Linked DNA regions of Homo sapiens: region 1 is linked to region 2. Evidence: chromatin loops called from intact Hi-C (ENCODE). Cell type or tissue: sigmoid colon. All regions are shown on one strand. Links, peaks and the distances in the headings refer to the core of each region. The heading gives the core; the rest is flanking DNA.

Evidence for each region. Hi-C counts contacts between places; a loop is a spot of excess contacts. Peaks named below come from ENCODE experiments on the same cell type or tissue, not always from the same donor. Only the 100,000 strongest peaks of a DNase experiment are listed, where the experiment ranks them.
Region 1: it touches region 2 in a loop (7-fold over the local background); 26 of 110 quality-filtered maps call a loop at or near these places.

Annotation. Positions count from the first base shown.
Region 1 is chr10:115,125,510-115,136,160 of GRCh38, forward strand. ATRNL1 (attractin like 1) reads left to right here. Exons shown (of 29, transcript NM_207303.4): 4 at 2,084-2,212; 5 at 3,818-4,026. Among named protein-coding and RNA genes, the nearest start is that of ATRNL1, 37 kb to the left of the region's middle. In sigmoid colon, for the core only: a CTCF peak has its summit at 4,484 (motif pointing left); no DNase peak of the experiment used is centred there.
Region 2 is chr10:114,545,245-114,555,895 of GRCh38, forward strand. It overlaps ABLIM1 (actin binding LIM protein 1), which reads right to left. Exons shown (of 23, transcript NM_002313.7): 5 at 2,406-2,532. Among named protein-coding and RNA genes, the nearest start is that of ABLIM1, 110 kb to the right of the region's middle. In sigmoid colon, for the core only: CTCF peaks have their summits at 3,669, 5,629 (motif pointing right) and 5,828; DNase peaks (open chromatin) are centred at 2,408, 3,653 and 6,242; H3K4me3 peaks cover 960 bases; H3K27ac peaks cover 1,618 bases.

The DNA of each region.
Region 1 (10,651 bases), core at 1,467-9,466, 580 kb after region 2:
TTACTGTGTGCTGGACAATTGTGTGTTGGACGTTGTTGTTTGGAAAATCATATATAGTAATAATTTGAGGCCTAGAAAGATTATATTCTTGCAGAGACTACCTGGGGACACTCGCAATCCATATTCAACTCAATCCAAACTCAGATACTGAGGTGATTCATAGCTCAGCTGCAGTGCAGTCCTTTGGAGGGCCTAACTTTAGGTAGTTTGCTTTCACTTCCAACCATTGGAGTCCCAGTTCAACGTGAAGGCCTTGTGTTTCACTTTTTCTTTCCTTCATTCTGTAAAATCCCTGAAATTACCACCGAGTTTTTTTTAGCCCTTCAAATCTTACCTCCAGCCTTGAAATCAGCAAATGCCAATAGGGTAAATGACCTCAATGCCTGGGCAGGCCTTCAAGCTGATTTTTTTGTTTTTATATAATTTGTCATTTTACTAGATTTCAGTTGGTCCGAATTTCCTGGTGTATTATACAGGAAGTGGAAACTCTCTTTTATTTATTGTTTTTAAAATACTTGTAAACAAAAAACCAAACAGATCTATTCTTTTTTGTTTGTTTGTTTTTTTGAGACGGAGTCTCGCTCTGTCACCAGGCTGGAGTGCAGTGGTGTGATCTCGGCTCACTGCAACCTCCACCTCCCAGGTTCAAGCGATTCTCCTGCCTCAGCCTCCCGAGTAGCTGAGACTACAGGCATGCACCACCGTGCCCACCTGATTTTTTTGTATTTTTAGTAGAAATGGGGTTTCACTGTGTTGGCCAGGATGTTCCTGATCTCTTGACCTCGTTATCCGCCTGCCTCCACCTTCCAAAGTACTGGGATTACAGGCATGAGCCACTGCGCCTGGCCCAGACCTATTCTTTTTATCTTTTTCAGAGAGCGCTCAGAGACTAGCTGTATCTATTATAAAGACCTATTTTTAGTAATACTCACCTTTATATAATTTTATTACAATGAACAATATGTATGTATAACTTAAGACTGGTGTCATAGGGTTTGTATTGTTTTGAGAGTCTCATTTTAAAATCATTTGTTGCTTCACAAACATAACCTAGTAGATGTAATAATAATTACTAAAGCGTTAAATCAAGAGTTGATTACTTTTTAACTTGTTTGCATTTGAGAATGTATTTTCTAAATCAATTATTTGACTATAATATTTCATTTATGTGTCAAATATGATTTGAATGGGGGAATTCAGTTCTTAGTGGTACCTAAACATAATTTTAACTGTTTAAAGGAATTGACCGTGTCGAGTTATATAATTTGTTTGTTAGCAGCTTCTTTTCTTTCACCAATTGCATGTTTTCATAGATTTAGAGAGGTTAGAACATATAACTAAATGAAGATAGGTAATTTTCCTCATGAACAAGTATCCTTAAAAAGAAGTACAAGTTACCAGTTTAAAACTATTTTGTACATTTATATCTCCCCCACCCCAAGTTTTTGTTTGTGTGCTTATGGGCTTATGTGAGCAATATTCTGTCTTGGAATAGTTATATATTAATGCAATTTGCATAGATATGCAAAATTAGAAAAACATTAAAGTCTATATAGTTTTAAATTTTTTGAAGTAAATATTTTAAATCACCTAGATAAATGTATTGGAAATGTACAGCTATAACTAGAATGTAATTGTAATTGCTTAACTGATGTAGAGTGTCTTCCAGCTTCATCGGATTTTTAAACCAATCAGAATGAGTAAAGGTACAGGGTTTTATTAGAGTAGCAAGGTGACTTTAAGTGAAGTTTTATATGAATTAAGTGGAAGACTACCCTGTAGTATTATGACAGGATGGATAGCAGGACAAAAAGGAGAAATGAGACATTGCCTTACAAATAGTGATAAGAAAAAAAATGGGGTACAGTGGCATGAGAGTAGATTTTAGTGTATTGGCAGCAGTAGTAGAACTAATTTAGTGAGAAATGGATAGGGACTTCTTTTAGATGTATTCTCCTTTTAGTTGCCCATTCTGACGTACAAGCATTACTGATCCTGGTAAGAATATTTCTGAGTAAATTTTATGTGCTTAACAGTCTTATGTATATCTATACATACAATATTCAGTTTTGTTCTCTTTTAGTGGTTTGATAGTCCCTGAAATAAGGGGCAATGAAACTGTGCCTGAAGTTGTTACTACATCTGGCTATGCACTGTTACATTTTTTTAGTGATGCTGCGTATAATCTAACTGGTTTCAACATTTTCTATTCGTAAGTATTTTTTAAAAATTCCTTCTTTTAATGATTCTTGTAATTTAATGTAAAAGAGGTTTTTTTTGTTTATTTTTATTAATGTCTTGTATACCAGAAGCAGGCTACCGTGTTAAATTTCAAATTAGTAGGCAGGATCCCTTCTTAAGTGACATAAAATCTTAATAATATGCCACAAAACGTGATCTAAACCTATAAGTTTGGTTGAAAATTAATTATGAAATTGACAATTGTTTTTTGGCAAGTGATTAAGTAAACAAGTACTAGTGTAGCTTTACTGGTAGCAACAGATGTGGTGAGACTGCAGGGAGTTGTGAACTGCCTTTCAGTGCTCTAAGGTATATCACTTGTAATTTGAAGAGGATTATGGGAGCTAAGTTTTTGTAGTCCCTATTGCAGAGACTGTACTGAAAGCTATGCATACATTATGTCATTTAATTACCTTCAATTCTGTCAAGTGGGTATATTTCCCATTGACACATGAGGAAATTGTGGCTTAAGAGTTAAGTGGCTATACCACTATCTCCTCTAAAATAAGAAAAGTAATATTCATTGAGAATCTATTATATGCCTGATACTTTATATACATTTTTATATCTAGAAGACTGAGGGTGAAGTAATGAGAGATGCTTTCACAGGAATGGCTAGAGAGGAAGTCTATATATTATTTTTTTCTTTTCTTCAGAATGTAGAAATTGGTAACCAGAGAATTTTTCACCAGAAATATTATAAATATCCTTGAATCAGCAATTTATTATGGAATTTATTTATCCTACAACGTATCCAAGTATGTATGCAAGGGAGAACAAATATATAGTAGAATATAATCACATGGTGGCTCACGCCTGTAATCCCAGCACTTTGGGAGGCCGAGGCGGGCAGATCACGAGGTCAGGAGATCAAGACCATCTTGGCTAACACGGTGAAACCCTGTCTCTACTAAAAATACAAAAAAATTAGCCAGGCATGGTGGCGGGCGCCTGTAGTCCCAGCTACTCGGGAGGCTGAGGCAGGAGAATGGTGTGAACCTGGGAGGCGGAGCTTTCAGTGAGCCGAGATCGCACCACTGCATTCCAGCCTGGGCGACAGAGCGAGACTGTGTCTCAAAAAAAAAAAAAAAAAAGAGTCTTAAAGCTAAATATGATAAACATACCTTTTCTTCAATAACAGTGTATGGGTGATAGCATGCTCTTTTATATTATACAACCAAGTTATATCTTGACTTCTCATATAGTTTTGAATTTTCATGAATTTAATTTTTTTCTGTAAAATATACAATCAAAACATTGAGTACTTAAGTCTTTACAAAACATTTTGCCTGGAACCGTACAGATCCTGCAGATGTTGAGCATGTAGTCGTTAGACATTTGGAGTCTTGGTATCAAAGTAAATCTGTTGAATAAAATAAGACCAACTGCAAATAAATACTAACAATTTCATAAGAGTAAGAGGGTACAGAGTAAAGAATTAAAACTACATTGTGAAATTCTGTTACATTTATAAGCACATAGGACACAGTATAAAAATTATAAAGTTTATGATGTATCAACCAAAATTCTTTTTCAATTACCTTGAATCTGAATATATATGAATTATATTTTACAGAATCAATTCTTGTCCTAACAATTGCTCTGGTCATGGGAAGTGTACAACTAGTGTCTCTGTTCCAAGTCAAGTATATTGTGAATGTGATAAATACTGGAAGGGTGAAGCTTGTGATATTCCTTACTGTAAAGCCAATTGCGGCAGTCCAGATCACGGTTACTGTGACCTGACTGGAGAAAAATTATGTGTCTGCAATGATAGTTGGCAAGGTAAGCATGTGTGGTGTGATGGCTTTTGAAACATTGATTCATATATGTAATAGATTAATACAAATTCCACACGTTTGTTTCGTTATAGTTTGCACACCCAAGCCTTATATATTTACTTTTATTTTTAGAATGTTCAGATTAATAATCAACTTCTTAATAATTTTTTTGTCACAAATAGAATTAATTGGCAAAGATTTTGTCTCCATACTACTTTGAAGATCAAATGAAGTTATATATGAAACTGAATTGTTAGGTGTGTGATAATTATGGTCTTCTGTAATTTGTTGTTGAATCTCCCCAAATTTGGTGACTTCACTGAATTTAATGTGGTGCATTCAAATTTGATTTATAAGGGTAATATAAATAGTATACTACAAAAATAAATGTTCAAAGGGACTGCAGTATATGAAACTTATTTCTTAGGAAAGGCTGACATCTTGTGGCTATTTTAAAAAGAACTAGACTATTTTTAAAAGTATTTTAGCTGCCTATTGCAGAAGTCAGATACCTAGGAAAGAATTTCTAAGTAATTTTTATAAATATCTATCATCAAAGATTAAGTTTAGACTACAGTGAAGAATGTTGGCTTATTTATCTGTATATAAAATAATAAATATTGTCATTATGAAATTAAGAGATATGCTTATACATATACCTACCCACCTAGAGCTTACTTTTTGCTAGTTACATTTACCTATGAAGAGCTTCCTTTGTGCCAACATATTAATCCTGTTGAAATAGGGAAATTTGACTCAATAATTACATAACCTGAAGTACTTGATTATGTATTATTATAACACAGTGTAATAAATAGTAGCAATAGTTCCCAAGTTAAAAACCAAAGAGAACATACTCTTCATGAAGTTGTATTCATTATTCCTGAGATGACCTTTTCAAAAAAGTGTTGTTGGGTATGTTGAGTACTTACTTAGAGGAATTATTTTAGGCTTTGTGTAAATTATGCCTGTCTTAAGCTCATGTTAGCTCATTAAAAAATATTAGGTATGTCAACTGCACAAAAGATCTATGATTTCTTATTAAATCGAATTTGGTTACCAATTGCAATTATGTCAGATGCAAATTTCTAAATGTTTTGTAATTACAGGGACATGTATTTTAAGTGACTCTTTTAATCATTTATGACTTTTCTTCCCCCCAAAAGTGCCTTGAGATGTAATTTTATTTTCATTTCTGTCGTGAAACTAAAATAACTGTCTTTTCTATAGAGACAGTGGTGTATCCATATTATATTTGATTTAAGGCCTGAGAAATAGAAATATAGCTCATATACACAGTATTTTTCAAACTGGTCTTCAATTGCTATTAGTCTCCACCTCATTTCAGCAGTCTTAAAAGCAAATGAGGAATACATTTGTATAACATTCTCTGTGAACAACTCTGCCCCTTTTCTGTTTTTTACTTACTTTCATTAGTCCTTCTTTGAAATGCTTTATTTTGTGTAAGTCTTGTAATATAGATCTGATTCAAAGTATTAAGAATTTTTTTCTGGCCTTTGTTTTTTGGCCTTTTCATATCCTATTATTCTCATCTGTAATGTCCCAAATCATAAGAATTCCTGAATCTAATATGTCTATAAGCAAATGGAAATGAGGAAGCAAATACTGGGTATGTTCACTTTTAAAGCAAAGTTATATTATCAGTAGTCTAAGAACTACTTGTCTGTGTGTGTGTATGTGTGTGTGTATGCATATATACACATATATTTATAACTACATATATATTTTATATGGAGAATAGTGTGAAAGTGCTTTGTAAATTATAAAACGCAGAAATAAGACAATTTTATACCATTTTCTTAATAATTAAGGAAATGATTTCTGAATTGATATGTTTGAAGGAGGCCTTGTAAATGAGATAATATGGTGTTTTCAAGACAAATTATGTGCAGACTGGTTACTTTGTGCCTCAAACTGATCCTGATTCTGTATTTAAGGAAGCATAGCTCCAAAGAAGGTAGGATTGTGAGCAAACTCATTTAGGGGAAAATGATGTTTTTATTTCAGATATATATAGAATGGGAAGGAATCAGTGAGGTAAGAAGAGGAGATAGATTTGCTTCTAGGACAAATGGGGAATGATCAAAGAATGAGAGACATGTGAAAATGCGGACTGCCGAGGCAATCTTTATGAGGTTCAAAATCTGGTAGTTTTATACAAGGTGTTATTTGGAACTGGATTATTTAGGTTAGAGTAACAGATTGTTGTTACCTCCATTATATTTTATCCTTTGTTGTTGCTTGACTACTTATTCTGTTTGGCTGTATGCCTAATGTATATTTTTTAAAAATGAGTGTTACCCTCTAGAAACTTGGGTTTTATTAAGATAACACAGAGGAAAAACCTAGCTTTATATTAAGTCCTTTTTTTATTTTTATTTTTATTTTTTTATTATACTTTAAGTTCTAGGGCACATGTGCACAACGTGCAGGTTTGTTACATATGTATACATGTGCCATGTTGGGGTGCTGCACCCATTAACACGTCACTTACATTAGGTGTATCTCCTAATTCTATCCCTCCCCCCTCCCCACACCCCACAACAGGCCCCAGTGTGGGATGTTCCCCTTCCTGTGTCCAAGTGTTCTCATTGTTCAATTCCCACCTATAAGTGAGAACACGCGGTGTTTGGTTTTTTGTCCTTGCGATAGTTTGCTGAGAATGATGGTTTCCAGCGTCATCCATGTCCCTACAAAGGACATGAACTCATCATTTTTTATGGCTGTATAGTATTCCATGGTGTATTTGTGCCACATTTTCTTAATCCAGTCTATCATTGATGGACATTTGGGTTGGTTCCAAGTCTTTGCTATTGTGAATAGTGCCGCAATAAACATATGTGTGCATGTGTCTTTATAGCAGCATGATTTATAATCCTTTGGGTATATACCCAGTAATGGGATGGCTGGGTCAAATGGTATTTCTAGTTCTAGATCCTTGAGGAATTGCCACACTGTCTTCCACAATGGTTGAACTAGTTTACAGTCCCACCAACAGTGTAAAAGTGTTCCTATTTCTCCACATTCTCTCCAGCACCTGTTGTTTCCTGAGTTTTTAATGATCGCCATTCTAACTGGTGTGAGATGGTATCTCATTGTGGTTTTGATTTGCATTTCTCTGATGGCCAGTGATGATGAGCATTTTTTCATGTGTCTTTTGGCTGCATAAATGTCTTCTTTTGAGAAGTGTCTGTTCATATCCCTCACCCACTTTTTGATGGGGTTGTTTGATTTTTTCCTGTAAATTTGTTGGAGTTCTTTGTAGATTCTGGATATTAGCCCTTTGTCAGATGAGTAGATTGCAAAAATTTTCTCCCATTCTGTAGGTTGCGTTTTCACTCTGATGGTAGTTTCTTTTGCTGTGCAGAAGTTCTTTAGTTTAATTAGATCCCATTTGCCAATTTTGGCTTTTGTTGCCATTGCTTTTGGTGTTTTAGACATGAAGTCCTTGCCCATGCCTATGTCCTGAATGGTATTGCCTAGGTTTTCTTCTAGGGTTTTTATGGTTTTCAGTCCAACATTTAAGTCTTTAATTTATCTTGAATTATTTTTTGTATAAGATGTAAGGAAGAGATCTAGTTTCAGCCTTCTACATATGGCTAGCCAGTTTTCCCAGAACCATTTATTAAATAGGGAATCCTTTCCCCATTTCTTGTTTTTGTCAGGTTTGTCAAAGATCAGGTGGTTGTAGATGTGTGGTATTATTTCTGAGGGCTCTGTTCTGTTCCATTGGTCTATATCTCTGTTTTGATACCAGTACCATGCTGTTTTGGTTACTATAGCCTTGTAATATAGTTTGAAGTCGGGTAGCAAATGGAAAACAAAAAAAGCCTGAGGTTGCAATCCTAGTCTCTGATAAAACAGACTTTAAACCAACAAACATCAAAAGAGATAAAGAAGGCCATTACTTAATGGTAAAGGGATCAATTGAACAAGAAGAGCTGACTATCCTAAATATATATGCACCCAATACAGGAGCACCCAGATTCATAAAGCAAGTCCTTAGAGGCCCACAAAGAGACTTAGACTCCCACACAATAATAATGGGAGACTTTAACACCCCACTGTCAATATTAGACAGATCAATAGACAGAAGGTTAACAGCGATATCCAGGAATTGAACTCAGCTCTGCACCAAGCGGACCTAATAGACATCTACAGAACTCTCCACCCCAATTCGACAGAAGATACATTCTTCTCAGCACCACATTGCACTTATTCCAAAATTGACCACATAGTTGGAAGTAAAGCACTCCTCAGCAAATGTGAAAGAACAGAAGTTATAACAAGCTGTCTCTCAGACCACAGTGCAATCAAACTAGAACTCAGGATTAAGAAACTCACTCAAAACTGCTCAACTACATGGAAACTGAACAACTTGCTCCTGAATGACTACTGGGTACATAACGAAATGAAGGCAGAAATAAAGATGTTCTTGAAACCAATGAGAACAAAGACACACAATCTCTGGGACACATTCAAAGCATTGTGTAGAGGGAAATTTATAGCACTAAATGCCCACAACAGAAAGCAGGAAAGATCTAAAATTGACACCCTAACATCACAATTAAAAGAACTAGAGAAGCAAGAGCAAAAACATTCAAAAGCTAGCAGAAGACAAGAAATAACTAAGATCAGAGCAGAACTGAAGGAGATAGAGACACAAAACCCTTCAAAAAATCAGTGAATCCAGGAGCTGGTTTTTTGAAAAGATCAACAAAATTGATAGACCATTAGCAAGACTAATAAAGAAGAAAAGAGAGAAGAATCAAATAGATGCAATAAAAAATGATAAAGGGGATATCACCACAGATCCCACAGAGATACAAACAACCATCAGAGAATACTATAAACACCTCTATGCAAATGAACTAGAAAATCTAGAAGAAATGGATAATTTCTCGACACACACACCCTCCCAAGACTAACCAGGAAGAAGTTGAATCTCTGAATAGACCAAAAACAGGCTCTGAAATTGAGGCAATAATTAATAGCTTACCAAGCAAAAAATGTCCAGGACCAGACGGATTCACAGGTGAATTATACCAGAGGTACAAGGAGGAGCTGGTACCATTCCTTCTGAAACTATTTCAATCAATAGAAAAAGAGGGAATCCTCCCTAACTCATTTTATGAGGCCAGCATCATCCTGATACCAAAGCCTGGCAGAGACACAACAAAAAAAGAGAATTTTAGACCAATATCTCTGATGAACATCAATGCAAAAATCCTCAATAAAATCCTGGCAAACCGAATCCAGCAACACATCAAAAAGCTTATCCACCATGATCAAGTGGGCTTCATCCCTGAGATGCAAGGCTAGTTCAACATATGCAAATCAATAAGCGTAATCCAGCATATAAACAGAACCAAAGACAAAAACCACATGATTATCTCAATAGATGCAGAAAAGGCCTTTGACAAAATTCAACAGCCCTTCATGCTAAAAACTCTCAATAAATTCGGTATTGATGGGATGTATCTCAAAATAATAAGAGGTATTTATGACAAACCCACAGCCAATATCATACCGAATGGGCAAAAACTGGAAGCATTCCCTTTGAAAACGGGCACAAGACAGGGATGTCCTCTCTCACCAGTCCTATTCAACATAGTGTTGGAAGTTCTGGCCAGGGCAATCAGGCAGGAGAAAGAAATAGAAGGTATTCAATTAGGAAAAGAGGAAGTCAAATTGTCCCTGTTTGCAGATGACATGATTGTATATTTAGAAAACCCCATCATCTCAGCCCAAAATCTCCTTAAGCTGATAAGCAACTTCAGCAAAGTCTCAGGATACAAAATCATGTGCAAAAATCACAAGCATTCTTATACACCAATAACATTCAAACAGAGAGCCAAATCATGAGTGAACTCCCATTCACAACTGCTTCAAAGAGAATAAAATACCTAGGAATCCAACTTACAAGGGACGTGAAGGACCTCTTCAAGGAGGACTACAAACCACTGCTCAACGAAATAAAAGAGGATACAAACAAATGGAAGAACATTCCATACTCATGGATAGGAGGAATCAATATTGTGAAAATGGCCATACTGCCCAAGGTAATTTATAGATCAGTGCCATCCCCATGAAGCTACCAATGAGTTTCTTCACAGAATTGGAAAAAACTACTTTAAAGTTCATATGGAACCAAAAAGAGCCTGCATTGCCAAGTCAATCCTAAGCCAAAAGAACAAAGCTGGAGGCATCACGCTCCCTGACTTCAAAGTATGTTAAGTCTTGAGTTCCTTCCTAACATTTCTCTTTTGCTTAACCTACCTGGTCTTGTGTGTCATTTTTTTTTCTTTGGTTTTTCTTTTTCTTGGAGATAGGATCTCACTCTGTGGCTCAGGCTAGAGTGCAGTGGCATGATCGCAGCTCTTGCAGCGTTGACCTTCCATGCTGAAATGATCCTCCCAACTCAGCCTCCGGAGTAGCTGGCACCACAGGTTGCACACCACCATTCCCAGCTAATTAAATTGTTTTTTTTTTTTAGAGATGAGATCTTTCTATGTTGCTCAGACTGGTCTCAAACTCCTGGGCTCCAGTGATCCTCCCACCTTGGCCTTTAGAGTAGCTGGGACTACTCGAGGGCACACAAGTTTGTT
Region 2 (10,651 bases), core at 1,830-9,829:
GACCTGGCCAGACAGGATCAAAACCACAAACAAAACGATCCAGAGAGCACTCTGCGGCTCTCGGTGCCACACAGGCGAAACAGCCATGTCGCCATATGGTCACCCTTGCCGATTTTTTACTGTCTCAGAGCTAACTAGCAGAAAGCCTGGCAGCATTCTCTCTCCACAGGCCCCCTGGGCACGTAGGAGTACTGAGCCCACTGAGCCCACATAACAATAATTAATAAACCAGAGAAAGAATGGTGTTAATGAACCTGAAGAAGATACTGGCAAATCAATAGGCAATATCACACCTGAAGGCAAAACACTAGCGACAATTTCATTAAAACCACAATAAAGGCAAAGCTATAAAATATTGTTAATGTATATAATACATATAGTTATTAATATGACACTGAGGCCCGGCACGGTGGCTCATGCCTGTAGTCCCAGCACTTTGGGAGGCTGAGGTGGGTGGATCAACTGAGGTCAGGAGTTTGAGACCAGTCTGGCCAACATGGGGAAGCCCTGTTTCTACTTTAAAAAAAATACAAAAATTAGCCAGGTGTGGTGAGGTGTAGCTGTAAGTCCCAGCTACCCAGAAGGCTGAGGCAGGAGAATTGCTTGAACCCAGGAGGTGGAGGTTTCAGTGAGCCAAGATCGCACCATTGCATTCCAGCCTGGGTGACAGCACAAGACCCCATCTCAAAAAAAAAAAACAAAAAAAAAAAACAAGAACACTGAGCCCGTCAGATGTGGGCTCAGCATTCATTCCCCTACAAGGGGCCCACATGCCAGAGTACAGCCTCTGAACAGCCTGCAGACACCACCTCCTCAGCTCTCAGGAGGCCTCCGGAGCCCAGGGCCGCCTCCTTCAGCTCAGTCAACCTCCTTGGAGCACAGGAAAAATATTATATCCTGTGTGTGATTGCATGGAAAAGCTATAGAGTGCCACCCTAGACTGCCAAGTTACCCACCCCCGCATAGCTTGCAATGTTCCGTTAGAAGCCAGGCACCTGTCTTATTTTGTCCATAATGGTCACCTGAAGAGCTTCTTGCCTTTTCTTTTCTTTCTTTTTTTTTTTTTTTGAGACAGAGTCTTGCTCTGTCTCCAGGCTGGAGTACAGTGGTGCGATCTGGGCTCACTGCAACCTCCGCCTCCCAGGTTCAAGCAATTCTCCTGTCTCAGCCTCCCAAGTAGCTGGGGTTGCAGGTGCCCACCACCATGCCCGGCTCAGTTTTTGTATTTTTAGTACAGATGAGGTTTCACCATATTGGCCAGGCTGGTCTCGAACTCTCAACCTCAGGTGATCCGACTGCCTCGGCCTCCCAAAGTACTGGGATTACAGGCATGAGCCACCGCACCCAGCCTTCTTGCCCTTTCAGTGCAGGTGTTTCAGCCTTACCCTGGGCCTGTAGAATTAGATTTCTAGTGGGTGGGGCCCAAGCAACCTTTTGTTTGCTTGTTTGTTTCACTATATTTTTAAACTACATTCATTAATATTTTCGAATAGGTGATTTCATGTGGTTGGGGAAATGCATGAATTAATGAATGAATTTATTTGTTTATTTTTTGAGACAAGGTCTTACTCAGTTGCCCTGGCTGGAGTGCAGTGGTGCGATAATAGTTCACTGCAGCCTTGATCTCCTGGGCTCAAGTGATCCTCCCACCTCAGACTCACAAGTAGCTGGGACTACAGGCATGTGCCACCATGCCTGGCTTGCTTGCTTATTTATTTATTTATATTAGTAGAGATGAGGTCTTGCTATGTTGCTCAGGCTGGTCTCGAACTCCTGAACTCAAGTGATCCTCCCACCTTGGCCTCCCAAGTGTTGAGATTACAGGTGTGAGCCACCACGCCCAGCAGGAAAATTTTTTTTAAGGCATGAAAAGGTATACGGTGGAAAATTTCCCCTCATTGCCAGGCTACATTTAAAAAAAAAAAAGCCTCACTTCCTTAACTGTAGCTATTATCCACTATTATTGAACATGAGCCCATTTCCTGGCAGGCTGTTTTGTGCAGTCCTAAAAGGCCCACAACCTAGGCTTTGTGTGTTTTTGGGGAGCGTCTATGAATGTACTCCAGCCCTGGAAGGAGAACAAAGGCTTACTAGTTCCTCATAGGAGAATGAACAGCAACAGGGAAATTATTAAATGCTTAATTGGTAATGACATACAGTGTAACAGTGTCAGCTTCATTAATTGTTAAATTAGGCAATGATTAACATATCATTAGGTTTATAGTAGCCAAGGCAAAAGAATACAATTCTTTTCAAAAGTTTTATAGCAACAAGTTCATTATGATGGCAGGATGTGAACAATTTCAGCACCATTGATGGGGTGGGGCCCCTGAGACCAGGACCTGCAGAAGAACCACAACGCCCGGTGCCCACTGAAAGGAACGCGTGCCCGCGCCCAGCCTTACTTGCTGATGTACTCCCCGGTGAGGACCTTCCCGCAGGACTTGCATTTAAAGCACCCCAAGTGCCACTGCTTATCCAGCGCCAGCAGCGCCTGCCCATTCTTGATATCTCTTCCGCAGCCGGCACAATCTGAAAAAGAGCAGCCGCCAGTGGTTACTACACATTTCCTTTGCTAAATCCAAGCAGGCAGCCCAATTTCAACCCCACTGTGTGCCCATCACACACTCAATCAATATTTACTCAAGCACCATCTCGGGTCAGTTTCTTTCCCTGCACAAAATCTTTCTTGGTGAAGGCTCACAGGCTGCGTCCTCGGAAGGACACAGAACGGAAGCTTCATGAACCTCCGTGGATCTACGGGGACGGATGTCCTTCACCCATCTGCTTACTTGGGGGTTTTTTAATGTATCCTCTGAGCTACAGATCGCCCAGAGAATATTTAATTATAGTGTCTTGGCTGTGATTTTAAGAAAGTGCGCATAGGCATTTATTAATTGAGGGCACTGTGAACAACTCAGCACTTTATGCTGATGCCTCGCCTAACACTATATACGTGATTACTCCTGGAGGCTGCCCGTAAATCTCATTTTTGTAAATGGGACCCTACTTCCTTATCAATCCAAACCAGCCTTTCAAAGATTTGTGATCATCAATTAAGTGGCTCTTAATTCCTTAGCTCTCAATTCTCCTTGGCAGGCTCCTGGAAGGACAATAAAGGAGAAATTATTTCTTCATGGTAAAGAGTGTGGGCCTGGAATAAGACATCCCAGTGAGGAACCCCAGCTAACTCCTCGTTGGCTAGCTATGTGATCAAAGCAAGTTACACCCTTTTGAAGCCTGGGTTTCTTCTTAGGGAAGTGGGAATGTTATCAGCACCTGGTCTCAGCCCTCTGATGAGGATTCAGTGCATTTAATAGATTTAGCAGTAGATGGCACATTGGAAGTGACTAGAAACATTTGCTGTTATTACAATTGCCATAATTAATCTGATTATCGACTGCTTCATTCTGTTAGGGAAGTTGGGTATTAAAAAGAAACCAGAAGACTGTAAATTGGTGCAACCTTTCTGGAAAGCAACTTCAACAACTACAGACATTCCACATCAATGTACCTGAGAGAATGAAAGCAAGCACGTGTCAAGTTGGCCACGTGTTCCAAGCTGATCAGACAGAACACACACAGAATAAAGCCATGTCCTGGCAAGTCCACTTAGTGGCCAGGTTTGGACCAAGACAGAGTCCACTTGGTACACAAAGTGATGAAACAACCCCCTCTTCTGACCACATCCGTGACTGCCACTGCTTTTTCCTAATGACGCTTCTAGCCCAACTTTAATTCTCTGACCATCCAGAAAACCTTGAGACCCAATCGCTGACCTGGTCCTGCTTCTTGACAACACTTAACCTAGAACTGCTTCTAATCCTTTGAATCCTCTTTAAAATTACCTAGCACGTGGGCTGGGTGCGGTGGCACACACCTGTAATCCCAGAACTTTGGGAGGCCGAGGCGGATGGATCACCTGAGGTCATGAGTTCAAGACCAGCCTGACTAATGTGGTGAAACCCTGTCTCTACAAAATACAAAAAATTAGCCGGGCATGGTGGTGCACGCCTGTAATCCCAGCTACTCAGGAGGCTGAGGCAGGAGAATTGCTTGAACCTGGGAGGCAGAGGTGCAGTGAGCTGAGATCATGCCATTGCACTCCAGCCTGGGCAACAAGAACGAAGCTCCGTCTCAATAAATAAAGTAATTAAATAAATAAATAAAATTACCCAGCATAAGCCCAAATGCTGTGAAAACTCCTCCAAACTGCACCCAGAGTGGGCTCACAGTTCCTCTGGCTTCCCTCTTGCTGCAGCTAGTTTAACCCGTTCTTTTTCTTTTTTTTTAATGACAGGTGTATTTCTGGCGATCTTGGACAGTGGGTGTTCACATAACCTTGAGATCCAGTAATTATTTTATGTCTAAGATTTTATTCTACAAATATATTTGCAAAAGCACATATGTGCATGCATATGTTCCCTACAGCATTTCTCTAATAACAAAAACTGGAAATAGGCTATATGGACCATCAGTGAAGGGCCAGTTAAATAAATTATAGTATAGTTGATAATGGAATACTATGGGCTGTTCAAAAGAACGAGGCAGATTTGTGCTCTGGCATGGAAAGATGTTCAAAATAGATCAAGTAAAAAAAGCAGGCCATAGAACAGTAAGCATAGCATAAGCTCATTCATAAAAAAGTAGTAAAGAAAATGGTGTGTGTGTCCTAGTCCCAGAATAGAACATTTCTGGGGGAAAACATTAAAAATTCTTAAGAAACTTCCCTCTCTGGAGGAGGACTTTACTGTTTAACTTCACATCCTCTGTGTTGTTTGAATTTTTAAACCATGATAATGTAAAAAATTTGACTATTTATAAAATTTAAAAATATAAGTTCTGAATATTGCAAATTAGAATTTCTTAATGTATGGCCCATTATCTAGTACACATATGAGTGTGTATTAGATGGTCATATGCATATGAGTGTATATTAGATGGTCATAAAAGATTAAGCATTTTTTTAAAAGCTGGGGTTTATATGAATTCCAACATCTGACCAAAATTTTTATAAAAGGAATCTCACATCTGGTAGTTTACTATAAAGATAAAAATGGAAGGCCACGATATTAGTTTAAAAATATAATTTTTAAAGTTTAGGAGCACAGTATGGATGTAAGAAAACTGATAGTTTTTTTTAAAAAAAAGACTACTTTTAGAGCAGGTGTAGGTTCACAGCAAAATTGAGCAGAAGGTACGGAGATTTCTGATACAACCCCAGTCCCTCCCCGTGCACAGCCTCCCCCATTAGCAACATCCCCCACCAGAGTGGAACCATTGTTATAATTGATGAACTGACACTGACACATCATGATAGCCCAGAGTCCACAGCTTACATTAGGGTTCAGTCTTGATGTTGGACATTCTGAGTTTGGACAAAGGTAGTAATGACATGTACCCGCTCTTATAGTATCATACAGAGTAGTGTCACTACCCTAAAAACTCTCTGTACCCCATCTATTCATCCCTCCCTCCTCCTAACTCCTGGAAACCACTGATCTTTTCACTGTCTACATAGTTTTGCCTTTTCCAGGATGAAATGGACAATTTTTTAATCCAAGTCTAACTGAAATTTTTCTTTATTCTTCTAATTACATAATTCCCACTAGGTGGCAGCAAAGATTTTAATAATAAGGAAGATGCTGTTCAATAGAATTTTTAAAAGAGAAAATCAACTTTCAGAGATGGCTTTTCATTTCTACAAATGACAATGGATGGGCTCAGGGAGGTTGACAGAGCTGTTTGCAGTCTCTCTGCTGCACCAAAAGTGAGGTCCAGGGAGGTGGATGGTGTGGGGAAGGTAGGAGCAGCATGGGCATTGGTGTCAGGAAGACTCGGGCAAGTTACTCTCTCCGAACCCTCATTTCTTCATCTGTAAAATGCGGACAACAGCCATTGCCTAGGCTGCTATCAGGAAGAAAAGAGATCATGCACTGTAAAGTGTTTTGCATAATACAATGCTTGGTACATGTGAGCCACTCAATAGACTCCCTTTTTCCTCGGTTAGGAGCAGTTAGGTCTTGGGCTCTTTACAACCACCTCAGTGCCCAGACATCCCAGAGCTATGAAATAAGCAAAGACACAATTTGAAAATAAAGACCACTGTTAGGGGATAGAAAGTCTTGAGGGCTTGGCCTGCAGCCAATCAGAGGCTGAAGCGGAGTTACACTCTATACAAATGAAGGACTGGCCCACGGCCAATCAGAGGCTGAAGCGGAGTTACACTCTATACAAATGAAGGACTGGCCCATGGCCAATCAGAGGCTGAAGTGGAGTTACACTCTATATAAATGAAGGACTGGCCCAGGGCCAATCAGAGGCTGAAGTGGAAACTTGACCTGCAAACAATCAGAGACTGAAGTGAAAGATTGGCCCATGACCAACCAGAGGCTGAAGTTTTCCTTTTGATTTAATTCTAAGAAGTCAACTTCAGATTCGCCTTAGGCTCCCAGTCTCTAGACCCTATTTTCCTGCCTCACCACTATGATCATTCTGCACTGAGGGCTTTCTAGAATCAGGTACCACGTGAGGGCTTTGTAAACATGGTACCATTTAGTTTTCACAATCATTCTAGTCAAAGTGCCTTGCAGACTGGAAGCTCTCTGACTTCACAGGTGGTATCTATACCATTGAGCTCCTCCATGCCCTGCACGGTGCCTCATGGGGGACAGCCACTCTACATGTTTTATAGAAAAATATTCACTGAATGCTTACCAGCCAGCTGGTAAGGTTGGGCTGCAAATAAAGGCTAAGGTTAGGCCTCCTTCCTGCCAATCCCTATGATACACATCAAGCAAATCAACAAAGAGCACCTCCTAGATAAGGGAATACCAGCCCACGTGAGAATCCTGACCCGAAGTATTCTGGTATATTTCACAGAGCCTACCCACTCCTGTCTGGACAAAGCCATGGTCTTCACTCAAGCCTGACACTGTGCTGGAGAGAGTGGAAAAGATGCAGAGACAAAAGATTCATGCTGGATTGCTCACTCCTTCCACGCTCACTCCAACTAAGCTCTTTCATAAAGAACAAAATGTCCTACTCTGTATCTTCATGTTTTTCAGCTGTTGAGAAAATTGTTTCCAAATCACTGAAGCAGCTGCTGATAAATATAGAAAGCTGGTGATTGGCATTGGAATTATTGCCAACGTCAGAAGTAGGTGAATATGCAGTGGCATCGAGGAAATAAAACCCATGAGGAACTTGCCAGTGTCCTACCCAGGAAAAATAATGACCTAACATGGAAAAAAAAAAAAAAAAAGAGAAAAGCCTGACCTTAAACACTTGACCCTGAGCCCTTCACTCTTGGCATCAAAAGCCAGAAAAAAGCAGGGATTTGGCTACTCACGTCCAGGTTAAATTAACATCCATCTACATAGCCGCTTCCAAATTGATATCATTTTGTTCAAAGGCAATTAATATCCTTGACAATAGGGATATTGCCTGTCACTCTTAATATATTTTATTTGTTTATTTATATATTTTAGCATAGGGCTATGGACACTTGGGCTGCAAAAGTAAGTTGAAGAAGGGGACACGTTGCTTTCAGGAAAAAAGAGAAGAGATCATGCATGGTAAAGTGTTTTGCATAATACAATGCTTGGTACATGTGAGCCACTCAATAGACTCCCTTTTTCCTTGGTTAGGAGCAGAGTTAGGTCTTGGGTTCTTTACAAGCACTTCAGTGCTCAGACATCCCAGAGCTATGAAAGAAGCAAAGACACAACTTGAAAATAAAGACCACTGTTAGGGGATAGAAAGTTAAGAGAGAAGTCATCTCCTGGGCAGCAATTAAGCTTCTCTCAGCCTGGGCACCTATGTTCTCCTTGAGAACTATTTCCGCCTTCCTGGAATTCTCATTTGAGATGAATAAGGGCCCCAAAGATGTCTTACTCTGTGAAGACGCCTCTCTGGAAAAGAAGGCTGAGGACATGGGGCTAGCTATAAAAAAAGAGAACCATGTGCTAGCTAAACTCCCAGCCACCGCTACCTTCCCAGGCCTGCATGCTTCGAATGTGTAGAGTCATTTACAAAGGTAGTAATTTCCATTCAGAGCAACTACCTAGCCAGGATCAAAACTTCCAGAATACAGAATGGGACTTTTCTTAGTGTCTTGGAATTTTTGGCTAAAACCTCCGAGGTGAGAACGATGGGGAGAAGTATCCCATCTTCCAAGGAAAGGTGCTAGGAATATCCTTGCAGGACTTATCAAAAGATGGTAGACTCTGCCTGATGACTATCAACCCTATGGCCTACCCAACTCTGGAATCAGACATTGGAAAACAGAGAGCTGAGAGTCAGCAGCGAGCTCTTCACACAGCAGGAGAGTGGTGTTCCCCTCTGCTCTGCTGCAAGGGTTACAGGATCCTGTTAGAAGGAGGAACAGCCTCCCACTCTCTGCCTAGATGTTTACTAAGTGGGGAAACTCAGGCCCTACAGCTGCTGTGCCAGCCAAGAGAAGCTTTTGATGTATCCTGGAGCTTAGAAGCATTCATGGACAAAGAGTCTGGAGCCTACTGAATTGGGAAGGCAGGAAGCTGGCTGGAGTCACCCTTGATGGTAGGTGAATGAGAAGACAGAAGTGATGTGGTGTGAATTTCCACTGTTCAGCTCACTGGAGGTACATGAATGTCCCATGGATGGTACCCACATTACTGGGGGTGCATGAATATCACATGGATGGTACCCACACCCCAGCATCTTGATGAGTCCACCTGAGAAAGGTGCCTGCTAAGTAGGGGGACTTCATTAGTAACAAGCTATGAGGAGACCATGAGGAAGTAGGGGCTGATTCTGGGAAATGGAGAAGGGTGGGCTGCAAGAGGTTAATCAGAAATTTTGGTCAAATAACTCAAAATGTATTCCCCATCCCAACTAAAAGTCTCCAGCCAGTGTTAGCAGAAAGAAGCACAATAACGCCAGTTACATAACACCTTGTCCCCTCAACTACTTACTCCCCACCCCCTGTCCAAAACCCCAAAGGAACCCTGAAGGACAGAAAGGAGATAAGAAAGACCAGCCTCATTGCCGGTCTCCAATTTGGGTTGGGCCTGACCTAGGAAATGGTGAAGCTCTGAAATGGATGGGGGAAGAGAATTTTTAATAGGACTGGACTTTGAAGAGCTGAAAGTGACAAGAAAGCTATGTAATCTAAGATATCATCAGACTGGGCACAGTGGCTCACACCTTAAATCTTAACACTTTGAGAAGCCAAGGCAAGAGGATCATAGCTTGAGGCTATGAATTCAAGACCAGCCTAGGCAATATAGTGAGACCCCCGTCTCTACAGAAAATAGAATAGCGAGGCGTGGCAGCGCTAGGACTGCAAGTCCTAGCTACTTTGGAGGCTGAGGTGGGAGGATTGCTTGAGCCCAGGAGCTCAAGGCTGTAGTGAGCTATAATCACGCTATTGCACTTCAGCCTGGGTGACAGAGTGACAGACTGAGACCCTGTCTCTAAAAGATATAATTAAGGTGGAAAAGGCAGCTCTGATAGAGGATAATAAAAGTAGCAATAGGGAAAAATAAGTCTTCACTGTTTTGTCCCCTGTGTGTCTTGGCCTATCCTAGACACTAATTGGGCAACTCACAGCAGTTAAGGATTTTGGAGCTGAAGAGCACTGGAGTCAAATTCCAGCTCTGACACTGAACAGAGGGACCCTGGGCAAACTAGGCAACCACTGGGCTTCAGTTTTTTCATCTGTAAAATGAGTAGGTTAGCAATACCTGCTTTCCCAGGCTGCGTAATATGTGTAATTACCGAGCCGAATTTCAGGCACATACATGTAAACACTTGGTGTCTCTACTGTCCTGATACCTGCGATAATCTAACATAACTTACATTTCCTCTTCCCTTTAAAACATTGTAAATGGCCCACTGTCAGCTTCTGGGGAAGGCATTTTAGATTCTCATTAGTTTCATAATCATCATAAGAAAATTAACATCTTGTGTTCTGAAGTTTGCATGTCTGTTATCTCAGTTTACCTTAGGGCTCCCACTAACCTGGGAGAATAGAGATTATCTGCATTTTACAGACCACAGAATATCTGAGAGCCAGAGGGACTTTATAGACCATCTGATGCAAATGCTTCATTTTACACACCGGAAACTAAGGCCTGGAGTGGGCCCGGGCTTTGCCTGCCCAATTAACCACAGAGGACAAATCTTCTTTTCTCAAATGCCCTTGAACCCAGGCTTTGATGCTTACAGGACTGCTCTCACTTTAAATCTCCGATCATGGGTTTGTTTCTCTGGTTCCTGCCTCCTTCATTGTAAAGGGGCAAAAACAGACACTACAGAACAAGAGCATGAGGTGTTCCTTCAAAGGTAAAGACTACGTAGAGAACTATTGTGAACTGAATGTAAATCATTACATTAAAAAACTAGGGAGAAACTTTATGCATCTAACCAATGCTTGCTGAGACACTGAGATAACTGAGACTTATAAAACGTCCAGAGGGATTTTAAGACAGTTCAGAGCATGCCCTTTACTATAAAAATTTTTAAATAAAACATTTAAAAAATCAATTTTCAGTATTGAAACTGTTGCCCAGGTATGTTCAAGAAAATTCAAGCTTTCCTTGGAATGCTTTTTTACAATAGATCTTAAAAAAAAACAAAAAACCATATTTGTCATAAACAAAAGTAC